3 separate regions of the Homo sapiens genome follow, and all the other regions are linked to region 1. Evidence: read pairs that join two places in POLR2A ChIA-PET (ENCODE). Cell type or tissue: PC-3. All regions are shown on one strand. Links, peaks and the distances in the headings refer to the core of each region. The heading gives the core; the rest is flanking DNA.

Region 1 (4,406 bases), core at 167-4,166:
ACCTCCGCCTCCTGGTTCAAGCAATTCTCATGCCTCAGTCTCCAGGTAGCTGGAATTACAGGTGCGCACCTCCATGCCCAGCTAATTTTTGTACTTCTAGAGCCATGTGGGCCAGGCTAGTCTCAAACTCCTGGCCTCAAGTGATCTGCCCGCCTCGTCCTCCCAAAGTGCTGGGACTACAGGCATAAGCCACCGTGCCTGGCCAATATTCTAATTTTTGATACAAGGGCTGGTTACACAGATGTGTTTACTTTTTGAAAATACATTGAACTTTGATAATTTGTGCACATTTCTGCATATATGTTATACTTCAATAGTAAGTTTAAAAAAAAAAAAGAGAAAAAGAGCGAGGGACTTTCCCTCCAGCTTTCAAGGAGCTGGCCTTACTGCTCAATCAAGTGCAGGCCACCAGACTCACAGCCTTGACATCTCCCAGGCACACACCAGAAACTTAGACTATCAGGCCCCACCTCGAACCTGCTGACTCAGGAACTGCATTTTAACAAGGGCCCCAGGTGACTTGAATGCACAGTGATGTTTAAGAAGCACTGATCTGGAACACAATCTTGCAAGCAGAAAAGTACAATATGAAAGTGTCCTGAATGGCACGGGGGAGGGAAGCACAGGGCACCAGAGAAGCCAGAAAAGGCACCTCTCACCCAGGCCAGCTCAGTTCCCCCGAGTTTGCTCCTAAGCCCAGCAATCCTGGGAGTATCTAATTGCCAGATATGTTAGTGGAGAACCTCAGGTTTACTACCTTCCTTATTTACGGCTTAGCATTTTAGTCAAGAGCAGTAATTGTTTAGAATCAATACCAAAGGAAGCCTGAATTTCAGGCCAGAAAGTGCTGCTGTGACTCTGCAGTTGTTTAAAAAGATAAACGGTCTCTACATTTTTTTTTTTTTGTCTTCAGCTAGGGACAAAGAAAAGTAGGACAAGCACGAGGAGAACCTGATAGAGGAGTGCTTTGCAAATAATTAGTAGCTAATTTTAGCTGATCAGCTTACCTATTTTTTCATTATTCTGTAAAACTGAGTTCCAAAGTTGTAAAATTTGATCCTGTCCAAAAGCCCCCAAAATAACATTTAAGATCCAATGATGCTATCTCAGGTAACAGACACTGAAAGCAGGGCCTCAGCAACATCTCAAATGTGAAGAGTTATTATACTTTTGTCTTTCTTCTATTTGTCATCCGTATCATCACTGTTATTGTATTTCTCTAGAATATTGGCTTTTTAAAAAATGAAATCATAAAAAATAAACTCCAACTGCTCATAATGCTAAACACCATGAAGAGATGATTTCTTTTCTTTGCATAGCACACTTTCTTTAATTTATCCTTGAGTCACAAGGAATTGTTTTAATTATATTACTACATTGCTAACTCATTCTGTTTGTTGTCCACTCTGACTGGAAGCACTTTCTTCTGCATTTATGGCTCTTCAGCCTAATGCCACCTTGAGTCTATATTTCTAATTTCTAAAGCTTTTAATGTGCATTTGTCTCTGTTGAGATTAAAAGCAAATTTTGCTATTAATGGATACATTTTCTGATGTTTCAGAGTCATATTGAAATAAACGATCAAATTGATATCATCCACTCCCTGCAAATGAGTGCCCTCTCCAAATTTAGTGACCACTTTTAATATTTTCATCTAAATTGGTGATAAAGAACAATCCCTAAGGGTGTCCTTGGGTTGATAAGGAACCACTGATAATTACTATTGAGGAGTTTTCAATAAGCTTATAGTATTACCAGTATCTCAGCTCCTTGCTTAGACTATCGTGTGACACAGAATCAACTGCTTTATTTGTATTCACACGGGCTGATTCACTCACCCCACCCTCCACCCTCCACCACCCACCACCATATACCCGGCCCCTTTAGCACAAAAGGAAATAACATTGGTCTGGCATAATCCTCTTTTCACCAAGCCATGCCTTGGCATTAATCATGTAAGGAAATAAGACCATATTCTCTGCATCATAGCCGAGGCCCTCTGCAGCAAATCCAGTGCGGTTTCTGAGCAGCATTGAATAAGTGGAACAGGGGACAGGCTGGGTCACCCGGTGCCTGGAAACATGCACAGGGTCTGCTTGTTTTTGTTAGTATTTATTAGTAAAAGTGGCAAGGATGACTCGAGATCTGAGGTCAGCAGAGTCTGAGAATAATGGATTGGAGGACAGACAGTCACCCTGGGTAGAATCTCACCTTCTTCCGCAATCCCGCTCAGCAGTCCTCTGGCTCAGAAGCAGCCAAGGGAAGCTCTCGATTTTTTAATCTAAAACAGAAATGCAGACAATCAGCAAGCAAAGACAACTACATACTCTATAACAAGAAAATATACATTGCTCTGTGTTAAATTATACCTTAACCGTGCACAGGCAGGCCTGTTAGAGGGTCTGATAATTCTTCTACTCTGCTTTAACTGGTCCTGATAATTGACTTTTTGGATGAAACCCATGCCATTTTCATGGGACTCCCTGAGGAATTATTTTTACTCACTAGAACCACCTCCTTTCAAGAAATAAGCCTCATTCTTCCTTCTCCAGTTTTGACTTGATATCACATACACACTGTTTGTTCAGGGTCAAATGTCTGCTAGTTGCATATTGAATTCCTTTTCAGTGTCAGAATCATTGTTTCAACTGTAACCAGCTAGATGTCATAGTCTTTCTCTCTCTCTCTCTCTCTCTCTGTGTGTGTGTGTGTAAATTATTCTCTTAATACAAGTATTCTTCATCCTGTAGCAAAGGGAAAACGTCTGCCAAATTTCAACATTAGAAAATAAAGCAAGCAGCCTAAGCAACATGGTGAAACTCTGTCTCTACTAAAAATTCAAAAATTAGCAGGGCATGGTGGCACATGCCTGTAGTCCCAGCTACTCAGGAGGCTGAGGTGGGAGGATTGCTTGAGCCCAGGAAGTTGAGGCTGCAGTGAACTATAATCACGCTACTGCATTCCAGCTGGGCAAGAGAGTGAGACCTGTCTCAAAACAAAAATTTTAAAAATGAGGGGAAAGCAGTGATAGTGAAATGCAAAGGGTATTTTGGGAGCTCAGAGAAGAATATCTTACCCATCTTGGAAGGGTTACGGAAGACCCTTGGACAAGGCTGGCATGAGATCCAACTTATTACTTGGTATGAAGCAAATCTAGAATTAAGACAGCAAATGAAACCAAGTTACGTGTCAGAAAACCAAGTGATAGCCCTATAAATGTTCAGCCAACATATGGAAGAGATTTATATTATACCCTTGACCAAATATACCCAATCTTCAGCAGGCAGCTTCTTGCTGTGAGCACATTGGTATAAAAGGTGGTATGAAAATGTTGGTTTGTGGAAGTCGTTATGTCCTTGGGAAATGTTTTGAGGATTCCAGGTCCACTTTATCTGCCCTGGCTCATTAACTATTTTCATAACAGATCTTCAGAGGAACCAATATACTAGCGACTGAGCTGTTGCTAAGAGATGATCTCTTAAGTCAGAAAATTTGAACATGGACTCAGGGACTCTCCTGACAGAACTGTATCCAGAATCTTTCATATGTAAAAATGCCTGAAAGGGTGACATTAGCCATCTACATCCACATGGATACAAGCCACAGTGCTGATCTACTTAGGCTTGCTGCTTCCTACAAATAGAGAGAGGAGAAAACAGCTTCCAGTCAAAATGAGATGAACTCATCTGACCCATAAAAAAGAATTCAATTAATTTAAAATAAGACAATTAAGGCAATTCCCACGGAATAAACTAACTTGGGCTTTTAACTAATCCTGGGTAAAACTTGGAGGCCAAGTTGATTTAGATGGCAATCTACACATTTACATGTTTATTTGGATTTGGGTCTCTTATAGGAAGGGTCCCTAATACTTTCTTAATGAAAAGTTCTTGCATTTTCCTAATTTTTGTCATTGCCAAGCCCCCAGAAGGCAGAAATGTGTCTTATTTTTTGTATCCTTGGTATGTAACTCTTAGAAAATAGAAGAAATTTAATAAATGTTTACTGAATGCATTTTTAAAACCCCAAATTTGGAGACAGGATGAAAGGAGAGGGAGGAATAATCCAATCTGTTTGCACAGGGTAGTGAATCATGTACCCTGGCCTGGCTCCAACCATCTTAACCCAGAACTTAAGAACAAGTAATAATCCCTGCTCAGAATGTCAATATTTAACATTGTATTTATTTGCTGGGTAGGGTCTCCATTTGTTTATGTTTCTCTCAATGTTGTGTATCTCTGTTTGTCTGCCCTTCAACATGTTTGTCCACCCTGATGGAAAGCTTAGATGGAGTGGAAATGATGCCTATTTTAATGGCTTCATGGCACTCAAGTGGGTACTTAAAGACGCTATTTTGAATGGAGCCTTTGGGAGACCCTAATGAGTGACACCATTCTAAATGAACT
Region 2 (4,406 bases), core at 139-4,138, 58 kb before region 1:
TAATGGAGAAGAAAAGGAAGTCCCCCAGATTTGGAAAGGAGTTTTTTTTTTTGTTTTTTGTTTTTTTTTTTGAGACAGAGTCTTGCTCTGTCGCCCAGACTGGAGTGCAGTGGCGCGATCTCGGCTCACTGCAAGCTCTGACTCCTGGGTTCACGCCATTCTCCCACCTCAGCCTCCTGAGTAGCTGGGACTACAGGCACCCGTCACCGCGCCCGGCTAATTTTTTTTTTTGAATTTTTAGTAGAGACGCGGTTTCACCATGTTAGCCAGGATGGTCTCAATCTCCTGACCTCGTGATCCGCCCACCTCGGCCTCCCAAAGTGCTGGGATTACAGGCGTAAACCACCGCACCCGGCCAAGGAGTTTTTATATACAACAAAAAACTTGTGTCTGGGATAATCCATACTTACAGTGTGGGTAATTCAAAAACAAAAATCACACGAAGTGCAGATGATCACACTTGCAATTCCAACACTTTGGAAGCCCAAGGCAGGCGGATCACTTGAGGGCAGGAGTTTGAGACCAGTCAGGACAACATAATGAGACCCCCCATCTCCACACACACAAAAATTTTTTAATTAGCTGGGCATGGTGGCACATGCTTGTAGCTCCAGCTACTTGGTAAGCTGAGACAGGAGGATCCTGAGCCCAGGAGGTTGAGGCTGTAGTGAGCCATGATGGTCTCTCATAACAATTATTATGCAAAGACTTCTTGACTCATCAAGACAGGGCAAAAGGAGCTAAGCAATTCTTGGTCCTCGATACCTAAAACTGGCAGTTTCCTGAGCAACAAATGATGAGAAAAAATCTGATAGAACTAGCAAATCCTCACCTACATCTACCCTAGAGTTCAGCTGAAGTGATGAGAAGCTAAAACCAAGAAACTACTACCTTTGTTTATAGGTCATATGGTTATCACTCAAACTCAAAAACGTATATACCTCTGACAATCAATCAAAGTCAATGCCCATTAGCCCAAACTCAGAAACGGAAAAAAACAAAGGAAGAGACAATAAACCATTGAAAGAAATACAAGAGTGAAATTAACTCCCCTGCCCATTAAGTTCTTTTAAATTAAAAATACCCAATCATAAAAAAAAAAAATACCCTATCATTCAACAAGTCAGACTGAAGTAGCAACTCAGGAACACAGTATTCATTCTCATTCTCTGTCTCCCTCTCCCTACTCATTCTCTTTTTCTCCCTCCCCCATGTCTCCTCTTCCCATCTATTTCCAAGTCTGTATCTTGCCCATACCTTACACTCTTTCCCTTCACTAGGTTCTTGAGTAAGTCCCTAATCTATCGTGTGTCCTTTTTGAAAAAATGAACTGTCTATATTTTCACTGTTTAACAGTCAACATAGCATAGCTGCACCTACACTGAAGTATTTCAAACTATTTTTATCTCAACCTATAGTAAGAAATATGGGAATAAGGACTACAGGAAAACACAATGTTTTGCACAACAATACTTATTCCTTCTATATTTGATGTACTTTATATTTTCTATTCTAGTCTTTAATTTTTTTTAAATGCTGGTTAGACTTAGTAATTGGTTTTAAAACCTATCACAACCAGCAGGAGAAAAACAATGAGCTACATACGTAACATACTGTCAATAAATGTACCAAATGAGAAAAAGGTCAGAGAATAAATTTTTGACTGCCATAAAAGAGTGGTACAATAAAATATTTATTTGAGCTAAATTATTTTATCCTAAAATAGCCTGAGCTTACTGTGTAATAGTATTCAAGTCCTAGGAATTATGGGACATTTCATAAAATTTCCAACATACTGCACTATTTGTTTTTATATACTGCTATACTAAGGTATGCCTTACATTTCCATATAAAATAAATATATGTCTAAAATTCCTAAAGTGTTAATCCTGACATCCTGTTTTCACTCATGAAGCAATACATTCCTTTTTTAAAAAAGCTGGGTGTGGTGGTGCATGCCTGTAATCCCAGCTCTTTAAGAGGCTGAGGTGGGAGGATCTCTTGAGCCCAGGAGTTCAAGACCAGCCTAGGTAACACAGTAAGACCCTTGACATGGTTTGGATTTGTGCCGTCACCCAAATCTCATGTCAAACTGTAATCCCAGTGTTGGAGGAGGGACCTGGCGGGAGGTGACTGGATCATGGGGGCAGACTTCCCCTTTGTGTTGTGATAGTGAGTGAGTTCTCACAAGATCTGGTTGTTTAAAAGCGTGTAGCATCTCCCCCTTCTCTCTCTTCCTCCCACTCCAGCCATGCAGGACGGGGTCGGCTTCTCCTTTGCCTTTTACCATGATTGCAAGTTTCCTGAGGCCTCCCCTGCATGCCTCCTTGTAGCCTGCGGAACTGTGAGCCAATCAAACCTCTTTTCTCTATAAATTACTCAGTCTTAGGTAGTTCTTTATAGCAATGCGAGAACAGACTAACAAAACCCTGTCTCTAAAATAAAGCAATACATAAAATAAAAAGAGTAATGTTCCTAAAAACAATTATAATACAACCCTGTCTCTAAAATAAATCAATACATAATATAAAAGGGTGATGTTCCTAAAAACAAAAAAATTACTAATGAACATCAAGTATTTCAAAGACTTTAGGGGTTAACAGCACTAGTTCATTATACCTAAGTTCACTCTACTTTATAGGGAATTTTTCCTAGATGTAATTTTATCAACAGCATCACTCCTATGCTATTCCATCATGAATGCCAGTAACCAGTATCATCTGGCAACTACCTCTAAGTGTAATTTCTCTTAAAAAGAGAGAGACAAACAGAAATGTTATAATAATAGCCATTACATCTATTGAACACACTTCTACCATGTGCCAGCATTGTACTAGATAAAATAATTGTAATTACTCATTATCATTCCTAGAATAGAATATTAGGTGGCTAGTATAAAGGAAACAAGTACCCAACCAATATTGCTGATTATTCTAGTTGAGAACTTAAATAAAATAAATGTAATCATCTGTATTAAGTGAACATTTTGATAATTCGGACTGATTAATTAATAAATTCTACTCAGGAAAAGCTAACAATGAGGAACAGCATATGTGAAGAACAAAAGTGTCCTAGAAAAGATACATATCCATCAACACCTCACTTAATTAACACTCGTGTCATAAAAAAAAAGTGAACAGCTTTAAAACTATACTAATAAAAAGAAAAGCTTAAAGCATAGTACCTGCTGATATGCTCTAGGTACAAATTTATTAAACAGACTATTTTCTATGTATATACAAAATCTGAATAAGCTATAAAATTAGTTATTTAGTGATAATTTCTGTATGTTACAAAGTCCAAAATTCAAAAAGCATCAAAATAGTTATCCATGTACAGACAGCCTTGCATATTTATTTTGTATTAATATTATCTTACATTTATTAAGTAAATTGGTAAATAATTCCCCAAAATTCCAATTTCCCATTTCAAAGTAGGGGGTGGCCGATTTAACGAATGATATACTAATTCAGTCATTACTAGCAAATTAGTTTACAATGTGGAAGTTATTTTTACTTCTACAACTCCACTGTAATTTATTCTAGAGTTATGCTGACATCGACTATTACTGTATACACAAACATACAAACCATAATCATTTCAACAACTTAAAACTAAGCAGACAAAAAACATAGTCTTTCAAATACTATTTACTATAAATGAAAAATAATACATCTTATTAAATTTAAATGTGATCTATAGTCTTAAGGCACTTTTATTCCCTTGCTCTAGTGATCATTGGCTTAATCCTCTCTTTCTCTTTCCACTTATTTCCTCCCTCAAGCCATCAGCACCAAAAGCAAGAAAGGCTGTCAAAGAAAAACAACATATCTGACTTTGAATTGTCAGTTTTCTTATTGTTTTGATACTGCTATGAACAAAACATTAACTGTACCAATATAAAAATAAAATGGACTAAAACTAGGAATAAAATGAAATTGATAGAAATGAAGCTGAATACAGCCGGTAAGAATCTTGGCTGACTGTACTTTAAGAGTAATCTATCATCAGCATAAAGATAAGTAGCATCTAGCTGACACTTTCATTAATATAAATAACGAACACAAATATGTAACAACTTGTGTTATTAATACTGCGTTCCTGTTGCAAATAGTCTTTTAAAGATTTAAATAAAAGACAATATTTTTTCAATTATTAAAAATTAAACTTAAAATTACACCATTTAAGGCAAATCTAAATTACCAAATTTAACCCCAACAACAATCCCTGTAAATTTCCACCAGAGTCCCAAAAAATAATGTTTAGAACACTGAACTGAGGTCAATTCACAATTTGGAAATATTCTTAGTCTTAACTGATTTTCACATATTGTTAAGTAATTAAAATAAAATAGGACATTTCCCCAAAATGCAGTTATCAATTCATATGAAGAACATCTGATCTAT
Region 3 (4,406 bases), core at 139-4,138, 1.0 Mb before region 1:
AGCCAGCGCGCCTTCTGGATGGGGTGGGCACTTGGAGAACCTTTCTATCTAGCTAGAGGATTGTAAATACACCAATCAGCACTCTGTGTCTAGCTAGAGGATTGTAAATGCACCAATCAACGTTCCATAAAAATTGACCAATCAGCACTCTGTAAAATGGACCAATCAGCACTCTGTGAAATAGACCAATCAACGGGACATGGGAGGGGCCAAATAAGGGAATAAAAGCTGGCCACCGGAGTCAGAAGTGGTAACGTGTTCTGCCTTGTTATTTTGCACTTCAGATTGATTCTTGCTGTTGCTTACTGTTTGGGTCTGCGCTACTTTTAAGAGCTGTAACCCTCGCTACAGAGGTCTGTGGGTTCGTTCTTGAAGTCAGCAAGACCACGAACCCACTGGAAGGAAGACACTGTGGATATATCTGAAGGAACAAACTCTGGACACACCGTTTTTGTGACTTCTTAACACTCAACACCAACGTCCGCAGCTTCATTCTTGAAGTCAGTGAGACCAAGAACCCACCGGAAAGAACCGACTCCGGACCCACTGGCCTCAAGGGATCCTTCTGCCTCAGTCTCCCAAAGTGCTGGAGCCGCCGTGTTCAGTCCACTGTACAGGGTTTCATTTTGGGGTGATGAAAATGTCTTGTAATTGGCCGGGTGTGGTGGCTCACGCCTGTGATCCCAGCACTCTGGGAGGCTGAGGAGGGTAGATCACTTGGGGAGAGGAGTTCAAGACCGGCCTGACCAATACGGTGAAACCCTGTCTGTTTTAAAAATACAAAAATTAACTGGGTGTGGTGGTGGGCAGTGGTAATGCAGATACTCGGGAGGCTGAGGCTGGAGAATCACTTGAACCTGGGAGGCAGAGGCTCAGTGAGTTGAGATCGTGCCACTGCATTCCAGCCCGGGTGACAGCAAGAATCCGTCTCAAAAAAAAGTCCTGAAATCAACCCTGGTGGTTGCACAACTCTGTGCATACAGTAGTCCCCACTTCTCCAGAGTTTCTCTTGCCGTGGTTTCATTTACCCATAAACAACTGAGGTCCGAAAAGAGATGAGTACAGTATAAGATATTTAGAGACACAGTTACAATATACAGTAACTTGTATTACAGTATACATTTGTTACAGTATATTGCTGTGATTGCTCTGTTTTATTATTATTTTTGAGACAAGGTCTGTCATCCAGGCTGGAGTGCAGGGGTGCAATGATGGCTCACTATAGCCTGGACCTCCCCAGGCTCGGGTGATTTTGCTACCTCAGCCTCCATAGTAGCTGGGACCACTGGCATGCATCACCACACCCAGCAATTTTTGTATATTTTATAGAGATGGGGTTTTGCCATGTTGCCCAGGCTGGTCTTGAACTCCTGGGCTCAAGCAGTCTGCTTGCCCTGGCCTCCCAAAGTGCTGGGGTTACATGCGTGAGCCGCTGTGCCCAGCCTGTTCTATTTTATTATTAGTTATTGTTGTTAATCTCTTACTTTGCTAATTTACAAATTAAACTTTATCGTAGGTATGTATGTATAGAGAAAACAGTATATATAGGATTCAGTACTATCGTCAGTTTCAGGCATCCAATGGGGGTCCTGGAATGTATCCCCCAGGGTTAAGTGTGAACTAGTATATACTAAAAACTATAGAATTGTGTATTTTAAATAGGTGAATTGTGGTCTGTGAAGTATAACTCAATAAATGTGTTACAAGGAAAATCTTGTTTTCAGACTAGGTTTTATCCCAATCTTAAAATCTTTGGTAGTCGTTTTGTGCTAGACCCCTTCCTAGGCACTTAATGAAGATGTGAAGTCAAAGAGGCACTCTACTAGGCAATTTTATTTATTTATTTATTTATTTATTTATTTTTTGAGACGGGGTCTCACTCTGTTGCTCAGGCTGGACTGCAGTGGGGCAATCACAGCTCCTGCAGCCTCAACCTCCCAGGCTCAAGCCACATCCTCCCACCTCGGACTGCCAAATAGCTGGGACTGCAGAGGCACGCTACTACAGGGGCACACTATTTTTTGTAGAGACAGGGTTTTGCCATGTTGCCCAGGCTGGTCTAGAACTCCTGAGCTCAAGCAATCCGCCCTCAGTCTCCCAAAGTGATGGGATTACCGGCACTTGGCCTGTTCAGAATTTCTTAAATGAATTAGCACATATAAGCTAGAGGAGCCCACCAGCCCAGGCTACCCAAGGAGGAATACCTTGTCATCAGAACTGCCCAAACCAGAAAGATTGGATGACTCAACACAGTGCAGATTTGTGAATTCTAACCCAGAAAGATTGCCCCTTCAGGACCTGTATGTGTCCAAGGAAACATTAAGAGTTTAATAGCCTGGGCAACATAGTCAAACTCTGCCTCCACAAAAATTAGCTGGGTGAGGTGGTGTGCGCCTGTAGTCCCAGCTACACAGGAGGCTGAGGTGTGAGGATCAGTTGGGCTGGGGAGGTTGAAGCTCCAGTGAGCTATGATTGCACCACTGCAGTCCAGCCTGGGAAACAGAGCAAGACCCTGTCTCAAAAAAAAAAAAAAAAAAAAAAGAAAAGAAAAAGGTTTATAGTCATCAATTCTGCTGTCTTCTCATAACCCCTAGTATTCTAGGCAATTTAATAGGGTACGATTATTCAGTAATTGGCCAGCAAATACTTATTAATTAAGCACCTACTATGTGGCAGGAACTAAGGTTGCAAAATTCAATGTGACATAGTGCCTCGCAGAGCTTTCAGTCTAAGGGAAGACACAGACACATTCCATAAGCAATTGCAATAGTTTGACAGTAGCTGTCCTAGGGCTGAGGTCAAGATACTGTAGGAGCATAGTGGAGTGCGGGATGTAGGGGAGGAAAAGAAATATTTTTTCCTTGATCATCACTGGGTTTGTGGCTGAAGCCCCTATAACAAAAGATAGTTTAACAAGAAAAGTATACACATTTATTTATTTAAGTTTCATGCGACATGGGAGACTTTAAAAGGAAATGGCTGGGTGCAGTGGCTCGCGCCTGTAATGCCTCGGGAGACTGAGGTGGGCTGATCACCTGAGGCCAGGAGTTTGAGACCAGCCTAGCCAAGATGGCGAAACCCAGTCTCTACTAAAATTACAAAAATTAGCTGGGTGTGGTGGCATGCGCCTGTAATCCCAGCTACTTGGGAGGCTGAGGTAGGAGAATCGCTTGAACCCGGGAGGCAGAGCTTGCAGTGATTCAAGAGCAAGCCACTGCACTCCAGCCCAGACAACAGAGCAAACCTCCGTCTCAAAAAAACAAAAAAAGGAAATGGCCCAAACAAACAGGTAAATCTGTGTATATTTTATGCTAGGTTTGATGGAGAAGTGGATGGTCCTGGAAAAATATAATTGGATAAAAAGTATGATCTAATGTTAATAAAGTGTGAGGGGACCACTTAGCAAGACCTATTTGTTCCGATTTTTCTTTGTGTCTCTGTGTGTTCAGAGATAAGGATGTCCCTTTCCTCTAGGTATAGGGAGGGACCTCTCCAATGAGGTCTCATGACCTGCTTCAAGGGAGAAGGCTGAGAGGAAGATGAGATGGACCTACTTGCTTCTGCTGTTTTCTCAAATACCAAAGTGCTGTATTTGTGGGTAGCATGTCCTGAACTTAATCAGAGGTTGATAGGGGGTGAGGTAAGAAATGTTTCCCAGTCTTTGAACTGAGACCTGAAGGCTGAGTAGAAGTTAGAGAGAGGAAGTGGAAGAAGAAAGTACTATGATTGGCAGAAAGTCATGTGCAAAGGCCCAGGGGAAAGAAAGAACAGAGCTTTTATCCCAGGAACTTTAAGTAGTTGAGGATAGTTGAAGAGTTTAAAATTAGATGTGGCAAAAGCTAAGACTCAAGAGATAAACAGGGGCCTCACAAGTATAGAGGGCTTTTGAAACCTTTCCTGAAATGGGTTTTGATACCTATGGAGGTGCACCACTGCTAGTCAGGGTTCTCTAGAGAGAGAGAACCAACAGGGGATGATTAGATAGATAGATAGATAGATAGATAGATAGATAGATAGATACATACATACATACATACATACATACATACATATACAGACAGAGGAGAAGGGATTTATTAGGGAATTGGCTCACATGATTCTGGAAGCTGAGAAGTCCCATGACAGGCCATCTGCAAGCTGGAGACCCTGGGATGCTGGTATTGTGGCTCAATCCAAGTCAAAAAGTCTTAGAACCAGGGATGCCAATGGTGTAATTCTCAGCCCAAGCCCCAAAGCCTGAGAACCTGGTGGGGTGGGTGGTGCTCATGTAAGCCCTAGAGTCTCAAGGCTGGAGAGCCTGGGGTCCTGATATCCAAGGACAGGAGGAGAAGAGTAGGTCCCAGCTCCAGGAGAGAGAGGAAATCCTTTTCTCTCCTTTTTTTGTTCTATCTTGGCCCCCAGCCAAT

The links. ChIA-PET counts read pairs that join two places held together with the same protein. Peaks named below come from ENCODE experiments on the same cell type or tissue, not always from the same donor. Only the 100,000 strongest peaks of a DNase experiment are listed, where the experiment ranks them.
Region 2: POLR2A ChIA-PET joins it to region 1 with 7 read pairs; 11 of 35 experiments call an interaction of 5 or more read pairs at or near these places.
Region 3: POLR2A ChIA-PET joins it to region 1 with 5 read pairs; 1 of 35 experiments calls an interaction of 5 or more read pairs at or near these places.

Annotation. Positions count from the first base shown.
Region 1 is chr1:227,368,723-227,373,128 of GRCh38, forward strand. No RefSeq gene overlaps it. Among named protein-coding and RNA genes, the nearest start is that of LINC01641, 23 kb to the right of the region's middle. In PC-3, for the core only: no CTCF peak of the experiment used is centred there; DNase peaks (open chromatin) are centred at 1,939 and 4,099; H3K4me3 peaks cover 1,343 bases; H3K27ac peaks cover 3,481 bases.
Region 2 is chr1:227,310,634-227,315,039 of GRCh38, forward strand. All of the region lies in intron 1 of CDC42BPA (CDC42 binding protein kinase alpha), which reads right to left. Among named protein-coding and RNA genes, the nearest start is that of CDC42BPA, 5.7 kb to the right of the region's middle. In PC-3, for the core only: no CTCF peak of the experiment used is centred there; no DNase peak of the experiment used is centred there; H3K4me3 peaks cover 789 bases.
Region 3 is chr1:226,320,958-226,325,363 of GRCh38, forward strand. No RefSeq gene overlaps it. Among named protein-coding and RNA genes, the nearest start is that of LIN9, 14 kb to the left of the region's middle. In PC-3, for the core only: no CTCF peak of the experiment used is centred there; a DNase peak (open chromatin) is centred at 2,234.